Linked DNA regions of Homo sapiens: region 1 is linked to region 2. A link is a loop called in an ENCODE intact Hi-C map of the cell type or tissue named here. Cell type or tissue: PC-3. All regions are shown on one strand. Links, peaks and the distances in the headings refer to the core of each region. The heading gives the core; the rest is flanking DNA.

Region 1 (2,500 bases), core at 1-2,500, 420 kb before region 2:
CACTGGGCTGTACTAAACGCTCATTGTCTCAAATCCTGCAGCAGTTCCTTTCCTAAGAGACACTGTGTTGTACTGTATTTCTCTTTTTTCTTGTATCTTGGGACTTGGAGTTGTAATACTACCTGAATTAAATTAATTAAAGTGTACATTGCTCATTTGGGCTTTTTTTTTTCATTGTGATTTCAGTAGATTCGTCAATGCCATTAGAACAATATTCAGTAGCTTTTTATAGCCAATGTGATGTCTTTTGAAAACGTTTCTGACTACAGCTCTCTTTCTTGTGTCTTTCATATTAGCATGTAAATAATTTACATGGTCATTTTAGTACTTAGACTGAAGATATTAGTATAACTTCATTCAAAGGAAGTGTGCCTGTTTATTTTTCTATAACTTTTATAGCTGAGAAAAAACTTTTACTTTCATTTTAAAGTTAAAAGTACTGATAGGATTCTGGTCTTTGTGGTAGATCTTGAAATTGAATGATTTGTTTTAACTGTATCCCACACTGTCAAGTAAGATGACAGAGAAACTCTCATATATGTAGATGGAGACAGGAAAGCAGTACCACTACATTATGAGCTGTTGAGGCAGAGAACATTTGTAGGAGTGGGGGTGACAAGGACAAGATGGGATATTTTGATAGTCCCAGCCATGTTAAAAAAACTGAAAACTAAGAAACCCCCAACATTTTGGATTTAAGTGTACTTCAGAATGAGGGTTTTGGTGCCATTTGCTCTTTTGGGGTCATTTCTGGAGACTTAAAAACATACATTAGACACCTTACCCAATGAGATTGACAGAATGTACTCTCAGTTTAGATTAATGTATTTCTTTTAGTTCACGTAGTCAATATTAAATAATTTTAGATGTTTGAATGTTAGTACTATGATTTCAGTCTTCTAAATGATTAAGAGACATTTTGGATTTACAAAAATGTTGTGTGAAAGAAATAAAGGCAATCAGATTTAGAGGAATAATGCGATAGAAATCGGGTAACCTTTGGGACAACTTCCAGTAGGCCCTGATGGTAATCTCATTTTTCGCTGAGTGCTGGCAGGTACAGTTTTGAGGTTCTGATCCCTTGTTCCGATAACAAGAGTGATATCTGGCCATAGCTTACATCTTAAAGGAAAAGACAACACTTAAAGAAATGCACACTAGCTGGTGAATCATGTAAATAAACAGGATTCCTTGCCTGCCTCTGTGAGCGCTGTAGACCTCATATGAGGACTGCTATTGTTAGAGGAGAAGCGTCCTGAGAGACTCTGCTGGACTTAAGTGTGGCGAGATACATATCTGTTTCTTGGAGTTTCTTTGTGTTTATTTAAAATAATATGAATGAAATCTAAGACCAGAGTTGATAGATAAGATTGGGAGTGGAAAGAACAAACTGAGAAGAGGAAAATCTAATGATGATTAACATTTCTAAGTGTTTTTTTCTTGATTGCTAAATGAAGGAATCAGAATGCATGATTTGATGGGACAAAGGAAGCTATAAGCAGAACATGGATCTCAGTTGATGCTGTTTCCAAGGACAACCTGTGACTTATGAAATTTATGTATTTTTAGGGAGTCATTTAGCAAAATGGATAAAGAACATCCAGGAAGCTAGTAAGACTTTACAAAACTGGATCTTACTACTTTTACATAATGTAGGAATCTTAGAGGAAAGGAGGAATAAAGTTTTATTTGAGGTCAGCTAAGTTGTATTCCAAATACATTTTGCCTTTCTCCCAATATATAAACTCTTGATACGTTTGGGTCACAAAAATGGAAAATATGCTGCTGTTCTTCTGACATGAAGATGATCTTTTTATCCTCAGTAGTGCACAGCTTTGGTTATTTTTCCAGCAATAGGGATGGAGTCTCCTTTACTCAGTTCTGTCTATGTATGTTTACACACACACACACACACACACACACACACACACACACACACACAGACACAACTCATTTGTAGAGGTGGCTGATTTAATTTTGTCGGAAGCCATATTAACTACTTTCGTAATACTTCTGTGGCAATGGCTTTTATTGCATTTGGTAGTCTCAGCAGTGCAATGACATTTCTAACAAGACATTGAAAATACAATGAGAGCCAGGTGCAGTGGTCCCAGATACTCTGGAGGCTGAGTTGGGAGGATCACTTAAGCATAGGAGTTCGAGGCTGTCATGTGCTCTAAAATTGTGCCCATAAAATTGCTATTAAATTGTGCCTGTGAATAGCTACTGCACCTCAGCCTGGGCAACATAGGGAGATCCTGTCTGTAAAAAATGAACAAGTGTATAAATGCTAATGGCTTTACTTGCTGTGGCAAAGGAGAGATAAAACTTTTTCTTCCAATCTTCCTAATGATGCCAATAATTTTATTCCTTAATGATAATGTCTTACTTGATGCTGAATATAGACGGTTCCAGACTTATGATGTTCCAGTTAAAATTTTTCAGAATTACAATGGTGTGAAAGCATTCACATTCAGTAGGATCTATACTTCGAGTACTG
Region 2 (8,576 bases), core at 2,903-5,402:
CTAAGATAGGTATATAAACAGGCAATTGCAAGATAACACATGTAGTATTTACGGGGCAATAGAGTTCAACAAACAAAAAAGAAAACAATGCAGCATAGAGAAAAGAATGAAAGGAGAGAAATGGCTAAATTTAGGGTAAGTCAAAGTTAGAGGGAGGTACATTGTTGATCCTTGGTTCAACTATTAAATAGAAGGCTAGATTACATACTTTAAAAATTGGGAGTGAGGCAAGGAAAGGGGATTGTTGAAAGTGGCCAATGTTTGGAAGAGATATTAAGGGATATTTTAGAAGGTGCTATGCCTTATTCCCTATAATGTCCAGCTAATACTTTATATAGCGTGATTTCAGTAAATGTTTAGTCATTGAATGTGGAAATCCACCATTATGTTATATAGTGATTCTGGGTCCGCTATTTACCAGCAGAGTGACACTGGGGAAATTAATCTCTCTGTCCCTCGGTGTTCCCATGTGCAAAATGGAGATAATAATATGAGATAATTTATTATATATCTTTGAGAATTAAAAATGTTTTATGTACAGCCCTTAGAACATGTACAGCCCTTAGAACAGTCCTAGGAACTGGCAGCAGTTAGCAGATTATTATTATAATTATCTTGGGTCCATGTTTTTTCTTTAATTTTTTGGTTGCTTTCTTAATAGCAGGTTGTTGGTGATTACTTCCTGTGTTTGCATTGTGTCTGCATCTTACAGTACTACTCATCTCTGTCTATTTTTCTGGTGAGGAACTGAAACATGGCCCTGATGAAAACCAGACCGCAATATTCTCTCCCATCACAACGTTGTGTTCTTAACATTCGCATAAACAATGCTAAGAACAAGGCATAGACAAGACTGCTACGTGACCAGAGAAATGACTAAATACCCACCTCTTTTGACTAACATGAATGATTGCTGCTTTTTTACCAGTGGCAACTCTAGATTCGCTTTATTCTTCTTATCTCTTAGACAAAAAATGTTAAGATTCCCAATCACTGACTTTTTCCTTCTTCTTGAAAGCTCCCAATTCAGAACTGGTTCTTGTTTCCTTATTTAACTCCTTAGAATCATCCAACATAAGCTCAACTCCCATAAGAAGCCTTTTCTTAACCCCCTCCCCATTACTGACATGCTCCTATGTTCCTATGGAGTGCTGTCTCCCTTCCTGCAGCAAGCTAAATAACCTTCACCTTTTACATTTATTTACTTATTTATTTTACAAGCGCGCCCGTTAGTCTTTGGTCTGCTTCAATAGTGGTCATGTAATCAGTCATTGGCCAGAAAGATTGAAAACCAAGAATGATGTGTTAAGAATTGTGTGTTAAAGTAAGAACGAATATGATTTTTAGTAAGTTGCTAAGGGAAGCAGTACATTGCCTGGGGTTTGAAGAATGAAGGTCCTCCTGCATTATGTTTGAGCTCAAACTGAGTTCTGGAGAACTCAGCTGACACACACATGGGATTTTATTGTTGGTTTCTTTTTTTAGAAGAAGAATCTCAATCTTCAGAAACTGTGGATATAAAGTACAAAGAACCTTTTTTTCTGAATCTATTCTTAAGTTGCTGATATTATGCTTCATCATCCCTGAATACTTGAATGTGCATTTCCTATAAAAAAGGACATAACCACAATACAACACTCACAATCAGGAAATTAACATTGATACCTTACTACCATCTCGTCCTCAGCCCATGTGTAAATAACATCCTTTGTATCTAAAGAATGCAGTTCAAAATCGCAGCTTGCATTTAGTTGTCATGTGTGTAGTCTCCTTCAATAGGGAACAGTTACTTCTTCAGTCTCTTCTTAACTAACACTCTGACACTTGAAGATTACAGGTCAATTATTTTAGAGACTATCTCTTTGGGTTTGTCTAACATTTCCTTATCTTTAGTTTCAGGTAATGCATCTTTGGCATAAATATTTTTAAAATGATACTGTGTTCTGTTCTTTGTATTTTATCAGGTGGACCTGATAAAATACATCTTGTCTTATCACTGGTGTTTAATCCTTGAATGAGGTGGCATCTGCCAAGGTTGTTCACTGTGAGGTGACTCTTTTTCCCTTTGCAGTTAATAAGCATTTTTTGCAGGGGCAAGTATATGAGACTATGTAAAATCCTCTTTCTCAGCATAGTTTCAATCTGTTTGCTTGTTTGCTTATATTAATATAGACTCATGATTTCCTGTTTTATTTAATGCGTTATTGTCTGCCACTTTGTATTCATTTTGACCTCCAAATTATCCCTGATTTGCCTAGTGGAAGCCCCTTCAACCTGACTTTTTTTTTTTTTCTACAAGTCTCTATGATTCTTTGAGCACTTCCTCACTTTTAGACACCACAAGTTGTTCTAGGCTCACACTGTAGTTTTCTCCCCCAGCCTGGAATCAGCTACTTCTTCACAAAATCCCTAGCTCTCAATGGATAAAGGTCTTTAGAAGTCAAGATCAAGGTGCTAGCTGTGCTTCCTGCCTTTCATTTTATCTCATGCCCTCTCATTATATACACACAGGCACACACCTCTATTTATTTCTATATCTAACATATATTTTGAAAGACCTGAGTTTACACTAATGCCTCCAATGCCAGACAAAACCATAAAGTTCCATATTTGCAGTTCATTCATGAGCAATCTGCACACATTACCCTTAAGGTACTTATTTGTTGATCAATCTACGAGTAAGGAACTCATTCCCATTGTGTCCGGAGTTGGTTCCTTCCAGTGGGTTCATGGTCTTGCTGACTTCAAGAATGAAGCTGCAGACCTTCACAGTGAGTGTTACAGCTCTTAAGGATGGCACAGACCCAAAGAGTGAGCAGTAGCAAGGTTTATTGTGAAGAGTGGAAGAACAAAGCTTCCACAGCTTGGAAGAGGACCCCAGCGGGTTGCTGCTGCTGGCTGGGGTGGCCAGCTTTTATTCCCTTATTTGTCCCCTCCCATGTTCTGTTTTTGTCCTATCAGAGTGCCCTTTTTTCAATACTCCCTGTGATTGGCTACTTTTAGGATCCTGCTGATTGATGCGTTTTACAGAGTGCTGATTGGTCCATTTTACAGAGCACTGATTGGTGCATTTTACAGAGTGCTGATTGGTGCATCTTACAATACTCTTCCTAGCTACAGAGTGCTGATTGGTGCGTTTTTACAACACGCTGATTGGTACATTTTACAACACGCTGATTGGTGCATTTTATGATCCCCTTGCTAGCTACAGAGTGCTGATTGCTGTGTTTTACAATCCTCTTGTAATACAGAAAAGTTCTCCAAGTCCCCATTCGATGCATGAAGTCCACTGGCTTCACCTCTCACCATTGCTGATCCTATTTCTTTCCTCATGGGGACATCCTCGTCACTCCATTCAGGTTTTACATCCTCATTCCTGGCTACTGCCACATCACGGCACCCATGCAGGCACTCTCTTTACTCCCATTAGGCTCTTACACCCCACATTTGGCCACTATCCCAGAAAGAAACCCTCCTCACCACAACTGGTCTTGACACTCTACACTGGATCACCCCCCATACCCAGACATCCTCCTTACCTGACCTGGACACCCAGTTCTTTTTATCATGCCATCCCTCCTACACAGACACCCTCCTCATGCTGCTTGGGCTTTGACTCCCTGTGTTGGGCTCACCCCTTCAGGGGTGTCTTCCTTACCCTGCTTGGCTTTGAGATCCTGCACCTGGGCTATGCCTCTATAGATGTGCTCAGGTTCCAACACCTGCTGCCAGGCTGCCTGCTCACATGGATGTTTTCCTTATCCTACTGAAGCACTGTCAGGCCACCTTGGGCTGCCTCCTTTGGTGGACGCTCTCATTACCCTTAGCTTGCTCTCAATTCTCACTCTTGACCACTGTGGCTCTCCCAGGCTGAGATGGACACATGCTCAACTACACCTGGTTGGCTAGGACTGAAGTGTCCAGGAAAGGAAGTGAAGAAAAGAGGAAGAGAGCTGTTGGTTTATTTTAAATGAGGAACTCCTAACTTTTGTCTTTTATCATCTGTGTGTTTCAATAAGTCTGACACTTTTGTTTCTCTTTGGCAGAATTGTATATACCTAGCATTTTAAGTCATAGAAAGCTACCTGGATTTTTTTTTTTAGACCAAATCCACCATTGGTTTTCCCTTGTCCAGATTAGATTTAATGCAAGCCTTTCCCAATTTGGTCCAAACCTAATTTTGTTGCCTCTTTTCTGTGTACTTTCTGCCAAGTAACTTAGGAATTCAGCTCCTGTGAACTCTTTGCCTTAAACAAATATGTCATGCCCTTTCCCACATTTATGCATACCTTTTTCTTCCTGGAATGCCCTCATACCATTTTTCTGTTTGGAAACCTCTGACTCATTATTTAAAATTCAGATCAAGTGTCACTTCTCAGTGAAACCTTTTTCAACTCCCTCAGGGTGAGTAAGTTCTTTCTGTCTCTTAAGAGAGTGTTCAGAGCACTTGCTATTTAACTTCTATCATCGACCGTGTAAAATTAGGCAAATTGCTTACCTTTCCTGAGTTTCAGTTTCCTCAACTGTTAAGTGGAGATAATAATAGATAATAATCAATAAAGTTGTCCTTAAGGTGAATTGCAAATAATCAACATGCTAATAATTGCTATTTTTATGTTTATCTGATTATGTTAAAATTGTGTGTTCTAGGCTGATGTGGTGGCTTATGCTTGTAACCCTAGCACTTGGAAGGCTGAGGCTGGCAGATTGCTTGAGACCAGGTGTTGGAGACCAGCCTGGGTAACATACTGAGACCTCATTTCTAAAAAAAAAAAAAAAAATTGCTGGGCACACAGTGGCTCACGCCTGCAATCACAGCACTTTGGGAGGCCAAGGTGGGTACATCACCTGAGGTCAGGAGTTCGAGACCAGGCTGGTCAGCATGGTGAAACCCTGTCTCTACTAAAAATACAAAAATTAGTCAGGCCTGGTCGTGGGTGCCTGTGATCCCAGTTACTTGGGAGGCTAAGGCAAGAGAATCTCTTGAACCCGGGAGGCGGAGTTTGCAGTGAGCTGAGATCATGCCACTGCACGCCAGCCTGGGAGACAGAGTGAGACTGTCTCAAAAAAAAAAAACAAAAAAAAACCCTTTTCTTAGATATGGTTCCAGAAGTTAATTCAAAATCCACAATATGTGATGAACATTTTCTGAAGGAAATTATTCATTCTGTAAATATTTTTAAGCGCATACCATGTACCAGGCATATGTTATGCAATAATGTGACCAAAATAGAGATGCTCTTTGATTTCATGGAATTCACAGTCTAGTGAGAAATAATGAATTTAGCAAAGAATTATTCAAGTGAATAAATAAATATATGCAAACTGTGATAAATCTTAAGAAGGATAATAATTACAAGATCAGTGTGGTATCATAGAAAGAAATTTGGATTTTGTTCCTGGCACAGAGTTTCCAAAACTCTTGGAGTTTCGTGATTGATAACAATCATAGAAGCACCTTTTTTTCCAATGAAGCAACTCTCTTGCTGGGCCCCTAATATAGTTTCAGGATAGAGACTGGGGGCCAGAAAGACCAAACTTTGTCTAGAAGCTTGGAAATTTCAGCCCCACTCCCCAACCTTCAGGGAGTGCAGAAAGGTTGGACTCTGTCCTAATCAACAATGGCTGATGATTTAATCAATTATGTGTATGTAATAAAACCTCCTTAAATAAAACATAAACAATGGGGTTTGGAGAGCTTCCAGGCTGGTGAACATGCAGAGGTTCCTGGAGGGTGGTGTGCCCAGATGGGGCATGGAAGCTCTATTTTCTCTCCCATACCTTGCCCTGTGTATCTCTCCCATTGGTCTGTTCCTGAGTTTTACCCTTCATAATAAACCAGAAATAGTAAGTTAAGTGCTTTCCTGAGTTCTATGAGTTGTAGTCAATGATCAGTTCTAAAAAGAGGGTTGTAGGAATCCCTAACTTTGTAGCTATGTTGGACAGAAGGGCGGGTGGCCTGGGGATTTCATACTTGGGATTGGCCTGTGAAGTAAGGGCAGTCTTGTGGGATTGAGCTCTTAAACCTGTGGAGTCTGATGTTAACTCTGGGGGTGTCAGAATTCAATTGAATTGAATTGTAGGAGACTCAGTTTGTTTCAGGAGGAAAAACAACCCCTCATTTTGGTGTCAGAAGTGTTATGAGTAAACATATGTTTATCACATCATTATTTGCAATAACAAAGTCTTGGAATCAGCCTAAGTGTCTATCAACAGATGATTTGATAAAGAAAATGGAATATATATACTCCATGGGATACTGCTCAGCCATGAAGAAGAATGAAATAATGTCTTTCGCAGCAACATGGATGGAACTAAAGGCCATTATTAAGTGAAATGATGCAGAAACAAAAAGTCAAAGACCACATGTTGCCACTTAAAAGTGGAACTAAACAATGGGTACACATGTACACACCAAGTGGAATAATAGACATTGGAGGTGCCCATAAATTGGAGAGTGGGAGGGGTGTGAGAGATGAAATCCTACACTATTTGGGTATTGGGTAAACTAAAAGTCCAGACTTCACCACTACACAATATATCCGTGTGACACAACTGCACTTGTGCCCTAAATTTATTTTAAAAAATCAAAACAAAACAAAAACAACAAAAATGTAAAAAAAGAATTGTTTGCCAAAATTTTTTAAAAAGTGTTGTGAATGAAAACACCTCCATCAGTAAGCAAATGAAGGAGTTGCTAATTTAGAAAAGAAGTAGAAAAAGTCTTTCTGAAAAATTGATATTTGCCTGAGACCTTAAAGGCTGAGTAGAAATTAAACAAGTGAGATGTGCATGGAAGAGGAACAGTATGTGTGAATGTATGGGGCAAGAAAGAACGTGGCTCCAGTAAGCCAGGTTTTGGATACAATTAATGATAATGTGAGGGATGTGTTGTCAAATGAGATTTAAGTGGCAGTCTGGGGCCATGTCCTGCCCACCTTGAGGGATTCTGTGGATTATAAAACCTGCAATGGAAAGCAATTAGATGCTTTAGTCAGAGCTGTGATCTGACTTTAGTTTTTCCTACAAAACACTCAGGCTACTCTGGGAAGAACATGTAGCAGGGGTACAACTGAGTGACTATGATGGTCCCAGGGAGATGTAAACCAAGTGTTGTCATTGGAGTAGAGAGAAGTTACAAAGACTGAAAGTGCATTTGGGAGACTGACAGACAGGTCTGGTGATGATTGGGATGCAACTGGCAGGTGTGGGGGAGTTGTTCAGGATTAGCAAGGCTTGGGCATGAATAGGAGAAAGGGCAAAAGCAGAGGGGAAGTTTACTAAGACAGTAGTAACTGGAGGAGGAGAAGTTTTCCAAGAGAAGATAAAGAGTTCCATTTTGGACATGTTAAGTGCATTTGAGATGACTGGAGGAAGGCCAAGTGGAAATGTCAAGTATGTGCTTGATTATATGAGTTTGGAGTCCAGAAGAAGAATCTGAGCTCAACATATACATTTGGGAGTTGTCAACATAGAGATAAAAACCCCAGTTCCCTCTCTCTCTGTGCTACCGTTATTGACAAAACTATTCATCTTATTGACTGTAATCTTTCTGGATAATTGTCATCCTAACTATAATATGTAGATGACTTGCATTTGCAGAAAGGTAGTGGCCATCTCTGAAGAGTAACACTGTTAGTTCTGCTATAACATGATATATGTGTTCCTCAGAATGAAAGTGCTATGCAAAGCTGCACAATAAAAACCATGAGGCTTATGGGAAAAATTAGGCAAAACCTCAAAAACTTCTTTGTGACATATTAAAAAAAAGACAGAAACCTAATAAAAACAGTAGCACAGTCTTACACAGGTTAAATGGTCAAGACATACAAAAGTACTACAATAAATATGATACCTTATCTTGAAAAGGACATAAAGTTTGTTTGTGGAAGTGGGCATTGAAGGGTTGTGACTCGTGAGTTATTGTTAAATGGCAGAAGAACCATTTTCTGAAGAATGGAAAGTTGTAATACCAGATACGGATAACTGTAGATCCTTGTGCTTGAGCCAGCCAGCATCAGTTGTATACAATTCACAGCTGTGAATCCTGGGGTATGTTTTCCTGCCTTTGAAAGGTAGGTTTTTTTCAGGCGTACAATGATAATAGTACTCCATTCTTCAAAATAGAGAATTTGATCTAAAGGACAGCTGTTTTCTTTAATTGCCTTCTGTATCACTGCTGGGAATTTTTTTTGTGGCTATCTAATTTGTTCTTACAGCTCCATCCAACAGCTGAAGCCTTTGGAAGTTCTTGCCATGTTTGAAGACACTGTTATCACTAAAACAAAACAAAACAAAAACCACTTCTGCAAGATTTGGTAATTTCTATTTAGGGTCTTTGAATATAGATAGTGCTGTCTCTTTGATTAGGGAAAAGATTGTTTCCAATTTTCTTAACATTTGGTCTTCAGTCCATATACTTTACAATCTTTCTATATTTTTATTCTTCTTTAGGCCTTGCTCTTATTGACTTCCAGCACCCAAATTTTCCTGACCATAGAATTTTCTTTTATTTCCCAGTGTTGTCTCTGATGGTTGGCAGTATGGATTCTTTTACATTTGTTGCTCAGAATGTA

The links. A loop is a pair of places that touch in the nucleus more often than their neighbours do. Peaks named below come from ENCODE experiments on the same cell type or tissue, not always from the same donor. Only the 100,000 strongest peaks of a DNase experiment are listed, where the experiment ranks them.
Region 1: it touches region 2 in a loop (6-fold over the local background); 2 of 110 quality-filtered maps call a loop at or near these places.

Annotation. Positions count from the first base shown.
Region 1 is chr4:71,188,489-71,190,988 of GRCh38, forward strand. The region is part of intron 1 of SLC4A4 (solute carrier family 4 member 4); the gene reads left to right. Among named protein-coding and RNA genes, the nearest start is that of SLC4A4, 2.5 kb to the left of the region's middle. In PC-3, for the core only: a CTCF peak has its summit at 1,221; a DNase peak (open chromatin) is centred at 1,203; H3K4me3 peaks cover 764 bases.
Region 2 is chr4:71,604,169-71,612,744 of GRCh38, forward strand. No RefSeq gene overlaps it. Among named protein-coding and RNA genes, the nearest start is that of GC, 180 kb to the right of the region's middle. In PC-3, for the core only: no CTCF peak of the experiment used is centred there; DNase peaks (open chromatin) are centred at 4,313 and 5,183; H3K4me3 peaks cover 1,620 bases; H3K27ac peaks cover 2,194 bases.